Regions from separate parts of the Mus musculus genome. Here region 1 is linked to region 2. A link is a loop called in an ENCODE intact Hi-C map of the cell type or tissue named here. Cell type or tissue: heart. All regions are shown on one strand. Links, peaks and the distances in the headings refer to the core of each region. The heading gives the core; the rest is flanking DNA.

What was found. Hi-C counts contacts between places; a loop is a spot of excess contacts. Peaks named below come from ENCODE experiments on the same cell type or tissue, not always from the same donor. Only the 100,000 strongest peaks of a DNase experiment are listed, where the experiment ranks them.
Region 1: it touches region 2 in a loop (7-fold over the local background); 2 of 42 quality-filtered maps call a loop at or near these places.

Annotation. Positions count from the first base shown.
Region 1 is chr1:85,587,762-85,598,841 of GRCm38, forward strand. It overlaps Sp110 (Sp110 nuclear body protein), which reads right to left and starts at 11,049. Exons shown (of 12, transcript NM_030194.1): 1 at 10,868-11,049; 2 at 8,201-8,348; 3 at 6,504-6,672; 4 at 3,762-4,028; 5 at 1,353-1,430. The coding sequence starts at 8,347. It also overlaps a transcript of Sp140 not described here. In heart, for the core only: no CTCF peak of the experiment used is centred there; DNase peaks (open chromatin) are centred at 4,980 and 7,318.
Region 2 is chr1:85,670,930-85,682,009 of GRCm38, forward strand. It overlaps Sp100 (nuclear antigen Sp100), which reads left to right. Exons shown (of 22, transcript NM_001372231.1): 8 at 2,696-2,842; 9 at 4,266-4,337; 10 at 8,130-8,180; 11 at 10,157-10,210. Among named protein-coding and RNA genes, the nearest start is that of Sp100, 26 kb to the left of the region's middle. In heart, for the core only: no CTCF peak of the experiment used is centred there; no DNase peak of the experiment used is centred there.

The sequences.
Region 1 (11,080 bases), core at 1,409-9,408, 83 kb before region 2:
AGAAGAGGGTATCAGATACCTTGTGATTAGAGTTACAGATGGTTGCGAGCTACCATATAGGTGGTAGGAATTGAACTCAGATCCTATGAAAGAACAGTCACTGCTCTTAGGCACTGAGCCACCTCTCCAGCCCTGACCATCTTGTTATTGTTACCTATGCACCTGCTAACAGCAGATACATCACGAAATTTGGCTTGCTTTGATGCAATAAGAAAAACAGGGGCTTGAAACCATAACAGATACAAAGGTCCATCTCCTTAAAACTGTCTGTTTTGAAAGTCGTCTTAAATTCTGGCTTCTTTAGGGTTAGGTAACTGAGGTACATTGTAAACTTTCTACAGACTTTTGAAGTCATTCCTTTCTTTACATATCATTTTATTATTTTTTATTTTTTTGGTTTTTTTTTTTAATTTAAAAAATTTTTTTGGTTTTTCAAGACAGGGTTTCTCTGTGTAGCTCTGGCTGTCCTGGAACTCATTTTGTAGACCAGGCTGGCCTTGAACTCAGAAATCCGCCTGCTTCTGCCTCCCGAGTGCTGGAATTAAAGGTGCGCCCCACCACGCCTGGCTTTCATATCATTTTAATATCATATATTTTAGTTTTCTGTACAATGTATAACTGACTAGCACTGAAGGACAATTCCCATAGTCAGGGTGAAGTCAAGGAAGGAGAACCAGCCACATCAGCTACATTACCCACCACTCGGGACAGATGGGGCTTCTGTTTGCCTGTCTTACATTTTATTGGGGCTGTTTGAGCATCACCTATTGTTGTGACTTCATCACAGTTGCAAGGTCACACAGTCCAGACCTGCCTTGTCCTCTTCTCTCTTGAAGCTCACTACAGTCTCTTGTGGCTGAGGAGTCACCTCTGTTTGTTGACACCGTAATGATTTAGAGTCTAAGTCTAGCAGGTGTGAGGGGACTTTGTGACTTTATGATTGGTGGATCCATAAGTCTATCTTTCCAGTCCTGCTTCCTTGCCCTCTCCATAACTCTACCTCCCAAGCTTGGGTGAGGGGCAGGAAGCTCGGCTGAGATGGGAGCAAGAGCCTCATAGCAAGAGGACTCAAATTCTTTTCTGTTTGGTAGGAAAGTGGAGATGAGCTTAAGCTATCCCAAGCAAGGTTGCTAAGAGTTAAGTCAGCCTTAACTAGCATCACCATGCATGGTGCCAGGGGAACCCAGAGGCCATGCTCCTGAGTCATCTTGCTTGTTAGTCTTGGATGTTAAGTTGTCTTTGACAACTGAAGGAGGAAGGAAAGGGTTGGGTTACTGAACTGCCTGTCAGGGAGGAAAGTGGATGGTATACTCGCCCAGAAAAGGAGGTCACTAAGGCCAAAGGCAGATTACCTGACTCGGGTCCTGAGGGACTGTGGGGCATCTCTCGAGAGTCTTCCTTATCTTTTCTCTGGTGATCTCTGGAGGACACTGAGAAGAGGGAAGAAAAAGAATTGAGGCTTTCAGGTTGAGCAAGTAGGGGCCAGAGCAGTAAAGAGAACAGTGATTCTAACCAGTAAGGAAGGCAGGTGACCAGGAAAAGGTAGGATAGAGAAGGGACAGAATAGTTTAATAACAAAATCTCTTCTTCTTTCTTCTTCTTCTTCTTCTTCTTCTTCTTCTTCTTCTTCTTCTTCTTCTTCTTCTTCTTCTTCTTCTTCTCCTCCTCCTCCTCCTCCTCCTCCACCTCCTCCTCTTCACTTGAAAATGTAGATAATGAAATCTCCTATTGACATTAGATTTCTGATTATGTTAAAGTTATTTGAATAGCAAATATCAGAGGAGTGGAGGAAAAGTTACTGAGTCCATACTCTTTTATTCCCAACTCTGGAACGCAATGTCAGTCTTCAGCAATGTCAGTAATACATCCTGCTATAGTTAACGTAACTAAACTTTATTTTTATAATGATGCTTTAGGGAAGGCAAGTGGCACAAATCTGGAAGCTCAATTAGGTCCAACAGACATAAAGTTTTCACAATATTTTCTAATAATGTTAATAGCATATATATGTCTTAGAATCTGAGTCATCTAAAAATAAACAAAGGGGCTAGGGGTGTAGATCAGTGGTGGAGTGCTTATCTGGCAGGCAGTAGGCCTTGGGTTCTACTCTTGACATACTATGAAATAGAAAAGAATGAATAAGGTTGAGACTCAAAGGCTTCTGGAGCTAGGGAAGAATCATCAACTATAAGTTTGTAATAAGCTATGTGTCAACTAAGAACAGGAGAGAGAGAGAGAGAGAGAGAGAGAGAGAGAGAGAGAGAGAGAGAGAGAAGAGAGAGAGAGAGAGAGAGAGAGAGAGAGAGAGAGAGAGAGATGCAGAGAGACAGAGAGACAGAGACATAGAGAGAGGAGCCTTGCATCTACCAAAGAAGTGATCTTCCACTGCGCTACACCCCAGACCCACACCAGTATTTTTGACTTTTGGTTTGCTCTGTGAGTCTAAGGACAGCCCTCTCTGCTTTTCTCCCCTTTTTTTCTCCTGAGGTTGCAACCACAGCCTCTCATTTGGCATGTGCATAGTCTCCCTCCACAGCCCAGTCAGTGTTACTTTGCACAGGGCCAGCAGAAGGGCTGGGCATCCTTTGCAGGTCTTCTTTCTGACCATATCAGTTCTTAGAAGGGGGAACAAAATACCCAGGGAAGGAGTTACAGAGACAAAGTTCAGAGCAGAGACTGCCATACCTGGGGATCTATCCCATAAACAACCACCAAACCTAGACACTATTGCAGATGCCAACAAGAGCTTGCTGAAGGAGCCTGATATAGCTGTCTCCTGAGAGGCTCTGCCAGTGCCTGACTAATAAAGAGGTGGATGTACACAGTCATCTATTAGACGGAGCACAGGGTCCCCAATGAAGAAGCTAGAGAAAGTATCTAAGGAGCTGAAGGGGTTTGCAGCCCCATAGGAGGAACAACAACATAAATTAACCATTAGCCCCAGAGCTCCCTGGGATTAAACCACCAATCAAAGAGTACACATGGCGGGATTCATGGCTCTAGCTGCATATGTAGCAGAGGATTGCCTAGTGGTCATCAATGGGAGGAGAGGTCCTTGGTCCTGTGAAGGTTCTATGCCCCAGTATAGGGTAATGCCAGGACCAGGAAGCAGGAGTATAGGGTAATGCCAGGACCAGGAAGCAGGAGTGGGTGGGTTGGGGAGCAGGGGGAGGGGGGAGAGGATAGGGGATTTTGGGAGGGGAAACTAGGAAAGGGGATAACATTTGAAATGTAAATAAAGAAAATATCTAATAAAAAAAATCATTACTGGCAGCTGAAGGAGGAGGGAAAAACCACGGGTTGTAGGGAGAAGAGTAAAATGGCCCAAAGCAGTGGTTCTCAACCTGTGGGTCTCGATTCCTTTGGCAAACCTCTATCTCCCAAACTATTTACATTGTGATACATAACAGCAGCAAAATTACAGTTATGAAGCAGCAATGAAAATAACGTTATGGTTGAGGGTCACCACAATATAAGGAACTGCATTAAAGCGCAGTAGCATTAGGTAGGTTGGGAACCACTGGCCTAAAGGCTCAGGAAAGGTGAAGTACCAAGGGCAGAAGCAGGAGTGTCCAGGAATAGGAAGAAGATGCTCTAGCATCTGGGCCTCCCTGGTCACTGGCAGCGCTTGTGATTTTCTTAGAGAGGGTTGTGTATGGGTGGATGCAGAGAAAGGAACAGGTCAACAAAAGACGGCAATCTGGGGTTCTAATGGACAACAAGCCTCTAGGTAGGACAGACAGGCTGGATCTGTGGCTTGCCTGGAGTGGTTTTTCCTTCCTGAATGCAGCCAAGGAGAGGCACAGCTCGGGGAGAAGGACTGGGCTGCTCATCCAGGATCTCAATGATTGGCTGTGCGGTTGCTCTGGGGTCACAGACTCTCGGTGCTGAGGACAGATGACTTGGCAGCGATATCTGGGGTCGGGGTGGTGGCAGCAGTGTCTGAAGGGAGCACCCTTCTGCTGGGTTGGCCAGGTCTTCAAGCAGGGTCAGTGGGGGTCTGTTTTTCTCTTCGTAGGTATAACCAACTGGAATTAGCAAAGGAACACAAAGACTCAGGACCCCGAAGACTCAGAAGTTATCTGGCAGACAGGATTGCCTAGTTCATCTTTCCACACGGGACCAGAGGGAGAGTTACTGGTTTCCCCGGGTGCACAGAACAGGCTCATCACCACACGCATCCATTTGTGGCCTCTTCTGACTTTGATTTATTCAGGCACTCAGTGCTATTTAGTCCCCAGTCCATCACCCAAAATGGGTTGACCACATAGAAACCTACTACTGTAGAAGGTCCCTAAAATATATACATATATAAATGTTATTTAAATGGAGTTACCATATAATGAGGGAGACAATGCCCTGATAAGTTACCATATGCTACCAAGTACCAGGAATGGAAAACAGTCCATCTTTTTGGAGTTATTGGCTAAAGGAATCCCAGAGGTTCCTCCTACCCCTAAACATTATAGGCCAATGATATCGATGACCCTCCACAACCTGCTGGTAAGACCCTATTGCTGAGGGAGAAACAGACATGAAGCAATCCAGCTGTTGCTCAGCTAGAAGCTTCATCCCTACTGACGAGTGTTCATAGTGTTGGAAGGTTCTATGGGCACTACCAGAGAAGGAGTTATCATCAGTGTCACCCAGCTAGGAATGCTGCAAGCTACAACAGTGACCTGCTTACTCGATGTACTTGCTGATGCAATGCTGGCACAAGTGTTATGGGAGTGACCAATCACCTTTTGATTGGATGTGAGGACTGTTTTATGAAATGGGACCCATACGCAACACTGGTAATGTGGTCAACAGCACATGACTAGATAGACCACAGGCTCTAGAGTAAAACCTACTACAGTTAATCTAAATGAATGCAGCAACAAAACGACTCCTGATGATGTTTTGCTTGTCACTTTGTAGACCAGGCTGGCCTCGAACTCAGAAATCCCCCTGCCTCTGCCTCCCGAGTGCTGGGATTAAAAGGGTGCGCCACCACGCTCGGCTTCCTCACCAGGTTCTATTGGGACCTTAGTCTTCTGGTTTCTGCTCACTTCTGAAGTTTCACTGCACCCTATGATCTGGCTGCCTCGATCTGAGCACCCTAGGATCTTCCCTCTCATCCCAACACCAGGCCCTTGGCTTTCCACACACTGTCCCCTTGAATAGATTGTGGTTGGTTTCTATTAAGATTGTTCCTCGCCATTTATTTCAGAAGTAAAGATACCTTGACCCCTGAACAGGAACCTTCATAGATAGCAGCAAAGGCTCAGAACAAAACCACAGAACTGCACAGCCAGAGCGATGCTTGAGCCCTGGCAGGGCTCAGATGAACTTAGCGTATCCTTAGTCTGTGGTCCACTGGCCCTGCTGCTAGGCCTAGAGGAAAAAGTGTCCCTCAGCTGCTCTCTTATCTTAAAGAATCCTCTCTCCCCTGGGGATGATCCTTTTGATAGTGACACATCAATGTCACCAATGTCACAGTGCAGTGTGCCTGGTGTCTCTTCTTTCACTGTCTGCTGGGTTCATGTTCTCCAATCTCAAGTGGTTTTATTGCCTGGTCCTCTCACTCTCAGTCCAACCCTCAGCCCCGTGGCTGCCCCTCTTTGTGTTTCTTTATCTATCCAGTTCTGTAGTCTAGATGCCGAATGTCTCCTCAAAGCTTAGGTTCCCAGGTGACACTACATTTTGTCACACATCCTGCGGTGATACAATCTTGCTACAGGCTCAAACTGTATCACAGGTCAGAGCCCCCTAACTTCTTCTCATTGTAAGTTCATTATCATAGGCATTTTGTGACAGATAGAAATCTGACAAGTGACTGTGGAGTTACCTCTGAACTTCCCCTTCCTTCTCTGTCAGGAGCAACTTACAATGATGTCACAGGTGGTTTTAAGGTCATGTGAAATGATCATATAAAATGTCTGGGACACCCACAGTCACAAAGAGATAGACGTTGTATCCATTTCACCTCTCTCTTCTCCTCCTCCTTCTCCTCTTCTCCTTCTTCTTCCTCTCCTCCTCCTCCTCCTCCTCCTTCTCTCTCTCTCTCTTCCCCACCCCCCATCTTTCTTTCTTTCATAGCAAGTCCCGACATTTCAGTTGCCCTACGTGCTCCCTGGAGATGGTCCCATACTTCATATTTTCAAGATGAATGTGTGTGATGGCCCACTTCTGTAACACCAGCACTTGGAAAGAAGGATGAGGCAGAAGGATTACATTTTAGGCCATTCTGTACTACAACGTGAGACTCTGTCACAACTTATACCAGGTTCACTGAATAGCTGTATTAAAAACACCTGTGTCCTATAGAAATTCGAATCCTGGAAGCTGAGATCAGAGTCAGCCAGGATGACGCTTCCAGCAGCTTTTGTGAGCAAGCGTGGTCTATGCCTTTACACAGGGAAAGCAGGCATTGGAATGCACAATCCACACTGGAAACAAACCCAGGCTTTTACTGTAGCACCACTGCACATGTGACAAGGATCTCGGAAAAACCACATTACCGTTTCTGAAGCTTCTGAAAATTGCCACCAGGCTGGGGTATTCCCGGAGGTTGACCTTGCTGAACAACGTCAGCAGCACTGACGGGTGGAAAGTCTGCTCCAGACTGGTGAGAATATTGTGCACCACTTTGGACAGAGGGACCAGATTTTGACAGGCTTCCAGAGATTCCTTCAAAGAGTGGAGCAGAGGGTTAGTTTGAATGAGTAGTCACCGAGCGGAGAGCTCTCTATCTGTGGTTTTCTATATTGTAAGAAAGCTACTTTGGGGGCTGCTGAGGATGGCTAAGTGGGTGCAGGCATTGGCTGTCAAGCTTGATCTGAGTCTGATCCCTGTGATCTGGAGGGTGGAAGGAGAGCACAAATTCTACAGGGTGTCCTTCAGCCTCCATCTGCACACCATGGCACATTCGCACCTCGCTCCCAAATAAATACAGTACTTAAAAAATATATAAAAGTCAGGCTTGGTGACACACGCCTTTAATTCCAGCATTCAGGAGACAGGCAGTCAGATTGCTAATGTTTTCTAGTTGAGGGCATCCTGATCTACAAAGTGAGTTCCAGGACAGCCAGGGCTGCACAGAGAAATCTTGTCTCAAACAGAACAGAACAAAACCCCCAAATTTAAGAAATCTTCTTTTTTAATTTAAGAGGAATTTTAGTATAAAATATAGAGTTAAATCTTTAGGATAGAAGTTATTGAAAGAGAGAACTGGCTGCAAAATTCTTCCAGTGTCTGCTATTCCTGGTTAGCTAGTCCTTGGGTGCCCAGATGGATCCGGTGATGGGACAGGTGATACCCTCCCCAGGTGGAGCCCTGTTCAGGCGGTGTTGCTGTCCAGGTGGGACCCTGCCCAGGTGGGGCCCTGCCCAGGTGGGAGTACTGCCCAGGTGGGGTCCTGCCCCAGTGGAGGAGGAGGGCATCCATCCCTGAAAAGACAGTCAGTAAATAGCCAGTTGCAACTGAGAACAGTCTCATAAAGGAAAGCACGGTTGTTGGAAGGAAAACGTGAGTCTCAGTGAGTGAGTGGGCTGTGGACTGATGAAGGAGCTGGAGCTGTGTCAGACTTGGAAAAGGCTGCTGCAATTTTCTTTGTAGAGGAATTTTAATCCAGCAACAGGGCTGCTCTGGCAAGTGATCATCATATCCAAAGACCTTCTAGGTCTGTGTGATCTGGCTGGAATACAGACACACCTCTAATCCCAGGAGTCAGAGGCAAGCAGATCTCTGAGTTGAAGGCCAGCTTGGGACAGAGAAAGTTGCTTGTAAAGAAAAGCTTAGGTCCAGGCTTGGCAGTACTTGCTTTTAATCCTAGCACTCAGGAGACAGAGTCATTCAGGTCTCTGAGTTCAGTCAGTCAGTTGAGTGCAGTGCAGTGGAGCTGAGTCAGGGAGTTGGGGTCAGTGCAGTGAGTGCAGTGCAAACTATTAATCTAAGAACTCCAAGAGCTTCCAGCCACCAGAAGCTAAACAGAGGCAAGAAACAGATCCATCTTTGAACTTACAGCACCTACAATATACCCTATCACTAATACAGCCTCAAGACACCCTTTCTCCCAACCTCCCTTCCTGCAATAATGATCATGGTCAAGTTGGGCCTTCCATGTTCTAGAAACCCTGATGGGTTGTGGTCAGAGATCTCAATACTGAAACATACTTAATGAGGACTAGACAGCTTTGTGGAGGGTCCACAGCCTCACCTTGTACATTCTCTCAGTGATGAAGGAATTGTCCCGGAGCGCTTCGAAGAAGGGGAATGGCTTGTTGATGGCATAGGCGATGTTCACCTTCATGTATATGAAATGCTGGAGAAGAGCCTTTTCCAAGGCTTTGGTCAGAGTGAACATCCTATAAAAAGAGGCAGGCTGAGAAGACAGGCAAAAGTTCTCAGGAGCATGGGGAGTGGCTCTCTGCATAAAATGGATTCTCAAAGGTAGACACCCTAGTCTTCAAGCATCCCTTAGCTGTCTACAGAGCAAAGTCTTGCTAAAAGATCCATTGGTAGAGGAGATAAAGGCAGTGCCCAGAAACCACAGAGGCTGAGAAGGACAGACAATAGCATATAACCATCCTGAAAGGGATTTTAAAACATAAAGTGGGTTTTTAAAACATCTCTTCTTCACTGAGTATGTCCTATGTCCAGCTTTTGTTCCAAGGATTTCATAGGTAGTAACTTACTGGAGTTCACAAAGCATTGCAAGGTGGTCACTGTCATCACAACTACCTAACTGTGGTGAGCTCTAATGCAGACAGGGGTGAGGTAAGCGATCCTCATGCTAGATTATACAATCTGGAGGGGGCTGAGTACTAATCGAATCTTGACATTCTAGATGCTGGTTTACAGTTGAGAAAGTGCTTGGCCACAGCCAGAGTGTATGTATAGAGAGAGTTGAATATATATGAGCTGGCTTAGAACAGATCACCTGCAGTGTAGCAGAGCACTATCTCATACCAATGCTCATGAAAAAGAGACCACCCAACATGTAGAGCTAGAAAGCTGGTAATATTTAGACACTGAAAAATCACTCACAACACTTTGACGCAAGCAGACAACACATGAATAAAATCAGGAAGGATATGAAAAATAGGATTGGTCAAAGTCAACGCTTGGTTTTATGACCCCATTTCATTCTTCAGGATGGACCTGGGTCTTCTTATGGAATGTTTCTAAAAATCGACTGCTTCTGGATCATGAGAAAATAACCAGTGAGTTATAACAGAAAACTTCCAGGTGGCAAACTGTTGTAAGAAGGCAGGCCCTAGTAAACCTTTTGATCACAGAGGGGGCGCTTTTGTTGTTGATTGGCAGTAGTGGGGATGGAGTCCAGGACCTGTGCATCTTAGGCAAGTGCCCTATCCCTGAGCTGCATCCCAGCTAGCAACACAGTTCTGTTTATTTGTTTGCTAATCTTAAACACAAAGAAGGCAAAGGTCCCCCTTTCCTCTTTTTTAAAACAGAATATTAAATATTAAAGAGTATTTCCAAAGAGTATTTCCAGGAATTTAATCCCAGCATCACATTGAGTAGACTTGTCTGTCCCTTTCTTCTTCTTTCCCAATCTCTTAAACTTAGCAAAAAAAATGTTGAGGAGAAAACAAAAAGAAGCCGACTTCACAGTAGGACTGTAGAGCAGGGAGATGTGTCACAGATCATCCAGTCCTGAGGGAATCCTGGCAGACTGGGGACAGGTGGGAGGGAAAGCTGTTGAGGCTACTTGTGGGGGAGGGGAGGGGAGGCAGCAAGAACATGTGCTCTGGGTTCTGCTTAGGATGGCAGCAGCACTCAGACCTACGCTGCTGTGGCAACTTTGCCATTTGCCGCCTGCCACAGTTTCCGAAGATGGAAGTCAGATCTACAGAGGTTAAGTACCTGTGCCAAGGACACCAATCTACAGTAGAGTGTGTCTGTCTCTGATATTTTGTTTCTCACTGTGCAAGATATGGTATCTCAAGCCTGAGGAAATGGTGCAAGCCTTTAATGCCAGCACTGGAGGCAAAGGCAGTTGGAGGCCATCCTGATATATATAGTTCCAGGACACTCAGGGCTACACAGAAATTCTGTCTTGAAGAGGGGAAAAAAGATCCTGTGTCTCAGCTGCCTGCATGCAGGTTTTTATTATGTTAAGGGCCTTACAAATAAATTAGGGAAAGACAAACACCCATTAGGAAAGACAAAGCCCCAAACAATCAATAAAATGAGCATCATATACAATGAATGCATAATTAAGCTGGGAAAAGGCAGACAAGTCGAAGGACTTGACAGTGCATAGTACTATCAAAGTGACCAGGAGACAAAACAATAGTCACAGTCCCTGATAGGGTAGAAGTGAAAAGCATTTCAAGTGTTCTGTGACTTATTTGGAATCAGGGTCACCAGCTGTAAAAATTACATTTCCCTTGAATTTTCACGCACAGTAATGTATTTCAGTGAAATGACCATGGACTAAAACCAAAAAAAGCAAACATACAAAAACCATCCATACCCCCGCTAGAGAGAAGTAAGGGCGCCCCTTACTTTCTCTTTCCCAATAGCTCCATAATTAGGCAAGTGTTGGAAGATGATAACGGCACCGCCCACCGTGGACACTTGCGAGGTCCAACCTCGGGAATAGGCACTGGACACTGTCCCCAAAGTCTGTTTCAGAAAAAGAGTTGTGTGTATAAGCCCTCACTGCCCTCCCCTCCCCTCCCCTTCCTCCCTCTTATCCACCTCCACTCCAGGGTCCGAGCCAGGATCCGGAGCCATGCTCGAGTCTCTGGACAAGATTACTTAGCAAAGAGAGAACCTGGGGAGTCTAGGGTACAGCAGACAAAAGCTGACCCCAAGAATCAGGAATCTAGTTGCAGAGCCCAAGAGCAGAACGCACCTGGATGCTGAGGGCTGCCACGGGTTCTCCCGAGTTCTCCCAGGTCACTGCCTGGATTAGTTAAGGGGTTCCTGGATCCTTCCTGGAAAAGCCTGACAGCCCAGTCTGGACCCGAAGTTATGCTGCCTTGGAAGTCCCGCGGGGAGTCAGGCTTCAAGAAAAGAAAAATGAAAGTGATCTCAGCACACTGAGCAGGAAGCCAGCCAGCCACAC
Region 2 (11,080 bases), core at 1,581-9,580:
TGTTTTTTCTTCATGTCAGACTCTTCACCTCCTTAGTCTTACGCTCAAAGTACCATTGCTGTCTCACACTGGTTCTGGTCCTGAAATAAACTGACATTTAAAACAGTGGGGGCCAGTAAAGTGGCTCTCAATTCTGGTGACCTGAGTTCAAGTTCCAGGCCACACCTGGTAGAAAAGAGAGAAGTTATTCCCACAGATGTCTTCTGACTGTCACACACACACTGTGGTGCACATGTGCTAAACAAAGAAACAAATGTAAAACATATAGAGGGGGCAAAGTATGAGGAGAGAAAGATAGAAAGATAAACAGATATCAAGAATAGGGCCAGATGGGGGAAGCCACAGAGAGACAATGAGGGAAAGTGGGCAGAATGGACTGTAAAAAATGACAGAAATTAGCATGTTATCTCCATTGAGAAGGGTAATACATCCCCTTAGCACCATGAGCCTCTGATCCCCCAGATTACAGAAAACCCCACTTTTCTTGGGCTTAACCACTGTGCATGATCTGTTGATTCCTAAACACACTGGTCTAGCCCAGGCCTGTCTTCTTTCTTGGCTTACTTTTTGCAAGTGTCTAAAGACCTGAAGGATGTCTGTCTGTGGCGGCTATTTTGTTGCCTTCTGCTCAATAATATAACAAATGCCCCCCCCCCAACACACACACAACTTAGTGGCTTAAAGCTTCTTCCATCTTATTTGGCATCTGCATCTCCAGCCTGCCGCTGTGTGTACGTTCCCGTCCCCAGCATCCCATATATGACCCTCATCAAACTCACTTAAACTAGAGGAACACGATTCCCTTTGGCTCTGACTCTTCCATGTTGTTCCCTTCAGATTTCTTGTCTTCTGCCAAAGAAGGATCTTCCAAAAATGAGCTGGGCTAAAGAGACAGCTCAATGATTATAAAGGCTGGAGCTCTTACAGAGAACCCAGGTTCGGCTCCACAACCATCTCTAAGGCCAGTTCTAGGGCATCCTACACCCTTTTCTGACTTCCTGGGACACTGCATGTATAAACTAACATGGGGGGGGCGGGGGGAACACCCACTTACATAAAGTAAAAATAAAATAAAATAAATGCAAACCAGTTCATGCGGCTTTTAAAGCCCAATGCTTTCTGTAGCTCTCATCATTTGTCTGCATTATCAGACAGTGAGGGGTGCAATGAGGGTTGGTGGCCATGCTCATATCCCTGTCACTTGCTTCTTTTCCTAACAGCTTGCCCCACGTGCCTATTGTCTTCAGATTCTTGCATTTGCTATGTTCCTGTCTCTTCAGCTTCTGCAGCTTCTGGGCATGATGTGATTTGGGGAGGCAGTTGGATGTAATCTCTTAAGTTTGAAAACATACATATCACAGAGCTCAGTGATTACGTTCCTCAGCAGAGAAGAGGAGAAATATGTGCTAATCACTAAGACGGCATGGGAAAGGCTGGGAGTAAGATTCACACCTCAGCCCTAGCACTAAGGAGAAAGGAGGATGGAAGAGGAGGGATCAGGAGTTCTAGGTCATCCTGATCTAGGTTATCATTGGCCTGGGCTACATAAAGCCTTGTCTCAAAACAAATGATTCAACACATACACATATACACACGAAAGGACGTTCCTAGTAGTATTATTCTTAAAAACTAAATAATTGAAACAAAGAAAGTCAGCATATTTCTATAACATCAAAAATAATAATACAGAAGACTCTCAAAAACATATTAATATATATATAGTACTTATATGTACATGTATAGATCTGGGTGTGTTTGGTTTCTTTAAGGATAGAGAACTAAAAAGATGGTTATGATTTCATTTATATTGATCACATAAGTAGCAAGATTAATCTAGGTCTTAAAACTGGAGATAGTGGTTGGCTATGAGAAAGACCATGGGGACAGTAGAATGTGTCACCTGGAGGCCTCTGGAGTGCTGGTCATCTGCTTTTTAATTCAGGTGATAGTTTCACTTTATAATCATCTACCTCCAATTTTTATATATAAATGTTATACTGAAGTTAGAATTTTTAATTTTATCTTCATTTATTTTTTTGAAACAGGGTCTTGCTTTGTAGCCCAGGCTATCTGTGAACTTATGTCCCACCATCTTAGCCTTCCCCAACTGGGATTGCAGGTGTGTCTCACCATGCCTGGTTAATTTTTATCTTTAAAATATCAAAATCAATTCTCTATCCAAGGATTCTAGGAATGGCTAGAAAGGAAGATTAAGAGCAGAGAGGGCAGGAAATTTCAGGAAGAGGGATCATTCATGGTATTCAAAATGCTCTTCTAGAGAGTTAAATGAAAATACTTTGTGTATATCTGTATGTGTTTGTGTGTGTGCACATTTGTGTACTTGTCTGTATGTATATGTGTGCGTGTGTGTGCAGGGGCCAGAGGTCAGTCTCTGGTTATGTTGTCCTTTGCAGCTATTGTCCACCTTTTTTTTGAACCAAGGTCTTTCATTGGCCTGGAGCTTACTAATTAGGCTAGGGTGGTTGGTGGTTGGTGATTGGCTGGCCAGTGATGCCACAGCATCCACCTGTCTATATCTGCTGAGTGCTGGGAGTGCAAATGGCTGCCACTTATGCGTCTTTTTATGTGGATCCTGGGTCTCAAACTCGGGTCCTTGTGCTTAAACACCAAGCCTTTACAAACTGGGTTGTCTCCTCAGTCCTTGAAAATAATTTATTAATTGTAATTTGGCCAGGAGCTGTGCAACTCAACTATGAACTCCAGATTAATCCCTGTTTTGTGCAACTGGTAGATGTAAAGAAGGAAAATTCATCATTTTCCTTGGCTGGTAACCAACAAACCCGAGCAAGGACCAACCAAAATGAGGACTCTGAGATAATAGGTAAGGATAACGGAAAGAATTGAAACAGTATCCAGGCAAGGGGATTACATATGTTATCAGGGACCTTGAGGTAGCCCACATAGTCAGGAGGAGGCAGGAAGGGAAAGAGGCCCACCAAGCCAACCTTCAGACTAGCAGAAGAAAGTAGGGGAAATTAAAGGCAGAAATGAGAAATGGAGGTTAATAAATGTTGAGGTCAGAGGACTTTTTTTTCTGAAGAGGGAGGAGGAAGAGGAGGAAGAGGAGGAAGAGGAGGAGAAGGAGAAGGAGAAGGAGAAGGAGAAGGAGAAGGAGAAGAAGAAGAAGAAGAAGAAGAAGAAGAAGAAGAAGAAGAAGAAGAAGAAGAAGAAGAAGAAGAAGAAGAAGAAGAAGAAGAAAGAGAGAGAGAGAGAGAGAGAGAGAGAGAGAGAGAGAGAGAGAGAGAGAGAGAGAAGTGGCAAATGGGGATTGGTATAGGGGGAATAGAATTTAAGGAAAAGAGAGAGAAAATATATCAGGGAATCAAAATACACATGAGAAGAAGTAGATAGGGAAACATACCCAAGACAGACATGAAGCTGTCCGTCACTGGATCCAGATGAAGAACAGGAGTGATGGACAGAGCCATGAAGAAAACTAAGGAGCAAAATGGGAATGAAAGAAAGAGGCAGGCAGGGAAGTGTCTTAGTCAGGGTTTCTATCCCTGTACAAAACATCATGATCAAGAAGCAAGTTGGGGAGCAAAGGGTTTATTCAGCTTACACTTTCCACACTGCTGGTCATCACCAAAGGAAGTCAGGACTGGAACTAAGCAGGTCAGAAAGCAGGAGCTGACGCAGAGGCCATGGAGGGATGTTACTTACTGGCTTGCTTCCCCTGGCTTGCTCAGCTTGCTTTCTTATAGAACCCAGGACTACCAGCCCAGGGATGGCAATACCCACAATGGGCCCTCGCCCCCTTGAGAAAATGCCTAACAGCTGGATCTCATGGAGGCACTTCCTCAACTGAAGCTCCTTTCTCTGTGATAACTCCAGCCTGTGTCAAGTTGACACACAAAACCAGTCAGTACACCCACCTATCCCATTCAATATCCCATCCTCCACCCCCAACACACGTTAATGCTTGGGAAGTGCCTTACCACCCTGAACGTGCCTGATCTCATCTGATCATGGAAGCTAAGGAGAGTTGGGTGTGGTTAGTACTTGGATGGGAGACCACCTGGGATTATCAGGTGCTGTAGGCTTAGTTTGTCTTGGCTGGGAGGGAGCACCTCTGTGCAGAGGAGATGCATGCCAGTGACTGAGAAGGAGCATCTCTGTGCCAGTGGTGGGCTCACAGCCTTGAGTTAACTGTTTGGGCCTTCCTAGTCCTCACACTCAGGTGTGCCCTGCTGTGTGGGTCTGCTATCACCCCTAAGATGCTTAAGAGACTTTCCTTTGTGCAGAACTCAGCAGTGGGGATTCTGATAATGGAGAGAACTTCTCAGAAGCTACAACCACAGTCCCCTCCCAGCCAGGTAAGGAGACCCAGGTAACAAGGCAAGCTGTGGATATTTGAGTCACAAGCTACTGTGTTATGATGGGGTTTGTCCCAAGTCTGTTCTGTATGCTGGATCTCTAGGACCTGTTCTGTGCATTGATTTTTATTTGATTCTTTTGGGAAATGCAGGGAAATCATTACATACTATTTGGGGGATTAGGCTTATCAATCAATGGATCTTCTTAGTAGATATAGTTATCCATTGATGTCGTGATAGAAACAGTCATGTGTGTGTGTGTCTGTGTGTGGGTGTGTGCGTGCCCACGTGTGTGTGCCCATGCATGTGTTCACAGAGGTCATGAGACATGCCCAGGTGTTTGTCCTTCCCATCCACTTCTAACCTCCTGTTTGTTGTTGCATATGCCAGGCTAGCTGGACCCCAAGCTTCCAGGGATTCTATCTCTGCCTCCTGCCCTGTTACCTGAACCTTAGGATCACAGACCTATTCTACAGTGTCTGACTTCACCTCATGGCTTCTGGGTATCTAAAACCAGGTCCTCATGCTTGTGGAACAAGCACTTTGCCTACTGAGCCATCCCTCCAGCCTCATGAGTTTGTCTGTTTAAATGATTATCGAGTTTATTAAATGTTAGACTCATCCAGGATTTCTATAGAAAGCAGAAAGCTTACTATTCCTTTGTTAGAAAGTCATAATGTTGGGCTGGTGAGATGGCTCAGTGGGTAAGAGCACCCGACTGCTCTTCTGAAGGTCAGGAGTTCAAATCCCAGCAACCACATGGTGGCTCACAACCATCCGTAACGAGATCTGACTCCCTCTTCTGGAGTGTCTGAGGACAGCTAAAGTGTACTTACATATAATAAATAAATAAATCTTTAAAAAAAAAAAAAAAAAGAAAGTCATAATGTCATTTTTTCAGAAACTTAGACTAGAGTCCAAGGAAAACTCATCAAGCTATCTTGTGTAAGCAGAATTGAAACTTGAGATAAAACATTCTAAGACCCAAAGAATTATTTCTGACAAAATTTTTCAGGTCATGGCTTACAGAGGAATTCCCCCAAATACTTTACAACTAATGTGCGCTTCTTTACGACATCCTTAAAGAACAACTAGAACAGATATCAACATCCTTTTTCCTAGCTTGAAAAAAGCAACCATAGATGGCATGTACCTGCGTCTTCTCCAAAGTCAAATGGATAACTAGACCGGGTTTCTGAATTCTAGGTTATTCCTTTTATAAACTGTGAGATAGAAAGGTTTTCAGGTGTGATATCATGAGCCTGTAATCCCAGCACTCAGTGGGCAGGGCTCAAGGTTATCCTTGACTGCACCTGACTTTTTCTCAAAACAAACAGAAATACACGACTGTGCACGTGTGTGTGTGTGTGTGTTTGTGTTTGTGAGAATCAAACGGTTGAATTATCTCAGCCCTATCTATTTTGTTGGAAAACTTAAGATTCTATAGTGTGTCCTCAGTGATTCATTTTCCCTTTCTAATTTAAATCTGATTAGATCCAGAAGATTTTAGAAATGTGCTTCCTCGGGGAAAATACACTAGGGAAAGACCTGAGATCAAATGAAAATGCTTCTTGGTCTTAACAGTAACAAAAGATCAAACTCTTAAGTGATGCCTTCATTCCAGCTGCCAGAGTGTCTTCTAAAGGAAGCAGAAATGTTTCAGGTTTTAGACCACTCACATACTCTTTTAGTGTAAGCAAACCTCCCCACCTACTAAGCTCTCAAATGTGTTTATGGTTTCAATGCAAAGATTATTTTTCATAGACATGTGGGAGGTATCAGATCAATGGGGGATGTTCAACATAAGATTTTTCAAGGCCTCTCTGTGTGTGCACATATGTGTGTGTACATTCATGTGTATGTGTGCATGTCTTTGTGCATGTGTATGCACATTCATGTTCATGTGTGAATATAGAAGTCAGAGGTCAACATCAGGTATTGCTCCTAAATAGACAACCATCCTGTTTTTTGGAGAGAGAGCCTCTCACTTGGGGACTAGAACTCACCTATTAGGCTTCTCTGGCTAACCACAGAGCCTCAGAGAGCCACCCTCCCCCATCTCTCTCTAGCTCTGGTATGACAATCATGAACCACCATGCTCAGCTCCTTACTTGGGTTATAGGGTTCCAAGCCAGGTCCTCACGCTTGTGTGCCAAGAACTTTATCAACTGAACTATCTACTCAGGCTCTTCCACATAAGACTTTCAAGATTTCCCTACAAAGGACACAGAGGCAAGGATGGTGGGGATTCAGAAAGATGAACAGGAGGGGTAAGAAGTCAACGTTTTAGGAAGAAAAGGGCTAGGTGATGTCAGATGGCCCCTTGCCAGCAAATTGCATCTGCCTTGGGGATCAAAATGGAGTCTCACCATCCTACTGGGCTGGGGATTTAGGAAGGCAAACCCATGTGGTCTGGATGGAGGTCAGGCTTTCTAAGGGAATGTCAGCCTGCTTCCAATTTTTCTTATTAGTGAATTTTCTCCTGTACTGTTTTTTTTGCTCACAACCAGAGGGTTCCAAAGAATTCTTTTTGTACAGTGACCAATATCAATGACTTATTGAGAAACCACATGCTCATGGCACGGGATTGTACCAGTTAAGATGATCAGAATGCAGCTTCTAGACTATGAGGTATCCAAATTGCACTGAATGTCTTGAATTATAATCGAAGCATTCTCTACAAGCCTTGATTTAGCAACCCCAGGGTACCACCTTCTACATGTTTCTTCTCTGGTCTGGCTGGGAAATCAAAAGCTACCACAGAATAGTTTATTATCTGGACAAGCCCAACTGATAGATAAAATAAAATATAGCAAAACAATGCTAGTAGAAGGACACTCTCTTTACTCCACGAGATCATGTCTACTGATACTAACAAGGTGAAATCATGCATTGAGTTTCTGCTGTGGCATAGTAAGCATAGAATCCCTATGTTGATCGGTGATCCTGATATCAGTCAGTAGCTTAGAAGGTCTTTAAAAACAAGTTATGCTATTTCTATAGTGAGCAGATTAAAATTGGCCTAAGGGCTGGAGAGATGCCTCAGCAATCAAAACCTCTTGCTGCCCTTTCAAAGGACCCAGGTTTGGTTACCAGCACCCATATCACGTGACTCATAACCAGTTCATCTCTCCAGGGCAGAGACCTCCTTTTGATCTCCAAGGGCATGGAACATGCATGCAACCCACATACACACAGACAGACATTCATACCTATAAATTAAAAAATAAATAAATATTTTTAAAAGCAACGACAGATATCCCTGTCTAAATTATAGTTAAGATGTTGGCATATGTTAAGTTTTTTAAATTGGGTTTTAATGAACAAAGCAGCATCTAGCCATCATAGAGTCTTAACAGGGAGGCAAGATAACTAGGCTATTGCTCATTTATAGATGAGAAAACTCGAGCTACTCATGCTCAAGAGTCGTGTCAGATGCTCACACAGAAACAAAGAGCAGATGGACGGTGGTGACCATGTCTTTAATTCTAGGACTTAGGCCTTGGGAGGCAGAGGCAGGTGGATCTCTGTGAGTTCAAAGCCAGCCTGGTCTACAGAGGGAGTTCCAGGACAGCCAGGGATGAGAGAAACCCTGTCTAAATAAAACAACAACGACAACAAAAAGAATTACACAGCATTCTACTGTGGGTCCCAGTTTTATGGCAAAGGGCCTCTAGATTCAGTGAAGAGGACATTCTGTCAGTCTGCCTAGGACTGCAGGCTCATCTGATCTAAAGCCACAGAGCTTGATGCTGAGAGCACATAATAGCTTTTCTCCCTTTTATCTTACAGCACCTGCATATTCCAGAAAACCTCCAACACTGAGAAGAGACAGAGGAGGAGGTAAGAGAAAATAAGGGCTCTTCAGGAGAGCGAATGAACTGTGTATTCAACAAGAGACTCTAATTCTAGGCTCTATTCTTCAAAGTACAACATAAATTTGCCTTTAATTTTAGGTAATTCCTACCCTAACTTTTATGTCAATCAGGCAGGCTAGGTTCTTTAACAGATGAGTCCAAAATGTTAATGATTTCATATAGTAAAAGCCTTTTAATATTTAATTGGAGTTCCATTTTTTTTCCCTCAATAAACATCCTACAGATTTTTAGATGAAGAGTCACCTGGTCTCTAGTCCCAGTGGTCATCAGGGAAACAGTCAGGTAGAAGAGTCTCATCTTTGCCTCATACTCCCTCCCATAATGACCCGGAAGGAAAAGTGCTGCTGTCAAAACCTATTGACCAGAATTTAAAATGTACAGAAGACCCCAAAAGGAACAGAGGGCCAGTCCCAGCAGAGATGGCCCTGGGGTGAAAGTTTCTCAGCTTCAGGCTTAGGTGGTGAGGATAAAATCTTAACTTAGAGGTCACACAGACTTGAAAGGACAAACATGGTTCCAAGGGCAGAGACCTTCCTACCCTGGCATTCCAGAGCTTTGCAACTTTTTTCCTACTTTCTTCCTTCTAGGATTTTCTTTTTTCCTTTATTCCACATCTTACACTGAGACTCTCTCTCGGTGACATTTCTGCAGTGAGAGGGTACTAGGATAGCACACCTTCTCTATCTCTGTCTGTTTCTGTCTCTCTGTTTCTTTGTCTCTGTGTATATGCACACACACATGTGTATAGAAAAGAGGATGTCATTTTTTGGGCGCCATTCCTCAGTGGTTATCTATGAAACAGATACGTTCACTGGCCTGGAGCCCACCAAGTATGCTGGGCTGGTTGGCCAGTGAGCCCCAAGGACTTGTGTGTCTCTACGTCTTTAGTACTGGGGTTATGAGCATCATGTGCGGCTTTAAAAAAACCAAAAATACCCCATGTGTTCTGAATCAAACTCGGGTCCCCATGCTCGCCAACCACTACATTTCACCGAGTCCGAATCCATAAAACAATGCTTTCAGAAGCCTGGAGCTCAGTACTGAGCTGCGGAACTGGGGTGAAAAGCAAAGGCCGACTTGTCTTCACTCCAGTTCAGTATCTAATCTCAGAACTTCTGCTCTCTGACGTGCTTTATTGTGACCACACGGCACAGCATACCATACGCCACCTGGGAGACCATCTGGAGGTTTTGAAAAACCAAAAGAAATCTATCAGGTCTTGAACAAACCTGGAACAAGTCTCACTTAGCCCCTGTGGCTCCTCCCAGCACTTCTCACCCCTGTCCCTACTCTAACACCCCTCCCCCCACCCCTCACCCGCAACCCACCTTCCACCCCTCCACCCCCCATTTCCTGCTTCTGATCCCATTTAACCTCAGCCATTTTGAACAAAAGCTCTCTTGCCCTCTTGGCCTTGCCTTTCCTGGCAGCTCAGCTCCTGGATATTTCTTGGTGCACTTGCCCCACCTCTCTGTTCTCTGGCTCCTGCTCCCACCTCCTCTCAGGACCCTTTCAGCCTGCTGGCCATTTTCCATCTACAGTCTTCCAAATGCCCCTGACAATGCTCTCCCTACATGGTCTGCAAGGATCCCGCTTAACCACACCGAGAAGCAGCCATGTCCTATTTTTTTTTCCATTCAAAATTATTATGAATTGGGGCTTGGTGGAATAATTGTAGTTGAAAGGCAGTGTTCTTTTTATTATATTTGTTACATTTTACATTTGTATTATTACATCTATGCCAGACCCATCAGTCCCTACATATTGAATTCGTGGGATGATTTGCAGAGAGGATTAAAGGACTCAGGATCTCCATCCTGACAGAAAAGATCATGAAAGCATCTTTATAGTCCATACACTCTCTACTATTTAGGTAGTCAGAGAATTCCTATGACCATTTTAGTTCTAGATTACTGGTTTTATTTTCCCTTTTCGTCCCAGATACTTCTGACACTGAGAGCTCTATCATCATTAGAAGACGGAAAAGGACAGGACGTAAGAACAATTTAAAATTCTAGATGTAGCAATTACTTCTCTGTGTTACTAAAGCTCTAAATCACTCTGATTTTTAGATACCCTTTAAAAAAATTAACCTGGTATTTTAGATCATTTTGATGATGCTTTTTGGGTTCAAGTGAGTTTAAGATATTTGCTATGACACATCTCAAAATATTCAACAGCACAAGCCCAGTACAGGCTCATTTTTTACCCCAGAGAAGAGGATGAAGTTGGTCCTAAGTGAAGAAGTTCACTTTGTTCCACATGATCGTCTAGGGCCCTGAGGTCTTAAAGATTTACTTTGTCATTCACCATGCCCACCACTCCACAATAAACAGAAATGGGAGCAGATGGTGCACAAATAAATCTCTGAAGGGGCATGAGGCACGAGAAACAGACACAGAAGAGAATGACCACCATAGAGTTGTCTCCACCCCCAGCACTGGGGACAGCTTTTGGAGCAAGCTTGACCAGCAGCTCTGATGGAAGCAAGGTTGGCCTGCTGACTGGATTGTCTCTGTGCCTCCCAAATAGACTGCAGGTCTGTCCTGCCTTCTCACATAGGCTGCAGGATTGCTGACCCCTACCACATAAACTGGCAGGATTGTGCCTTCCTACACACTCATACAGATCGCTCTGTGCATGCGTGCGTGCGTGCGTGCGTGCTCCTGCACATGTGAGTAGAGGCCAGAGGTTGATGTTACCATCTTAAATCTTTCTACCTCACTTTTTGAGACAAGAGTGGTCTCGTTGACCCTGGAACTCACTCACTGATTCAGAAAGGGTGGTTGGTGAGCAGGCTTCGGGTGTCCTCCTGCCTCTGTCTCCTCAGCTCTGGGATTATAAGTACCCACTTCTGCACCCAGG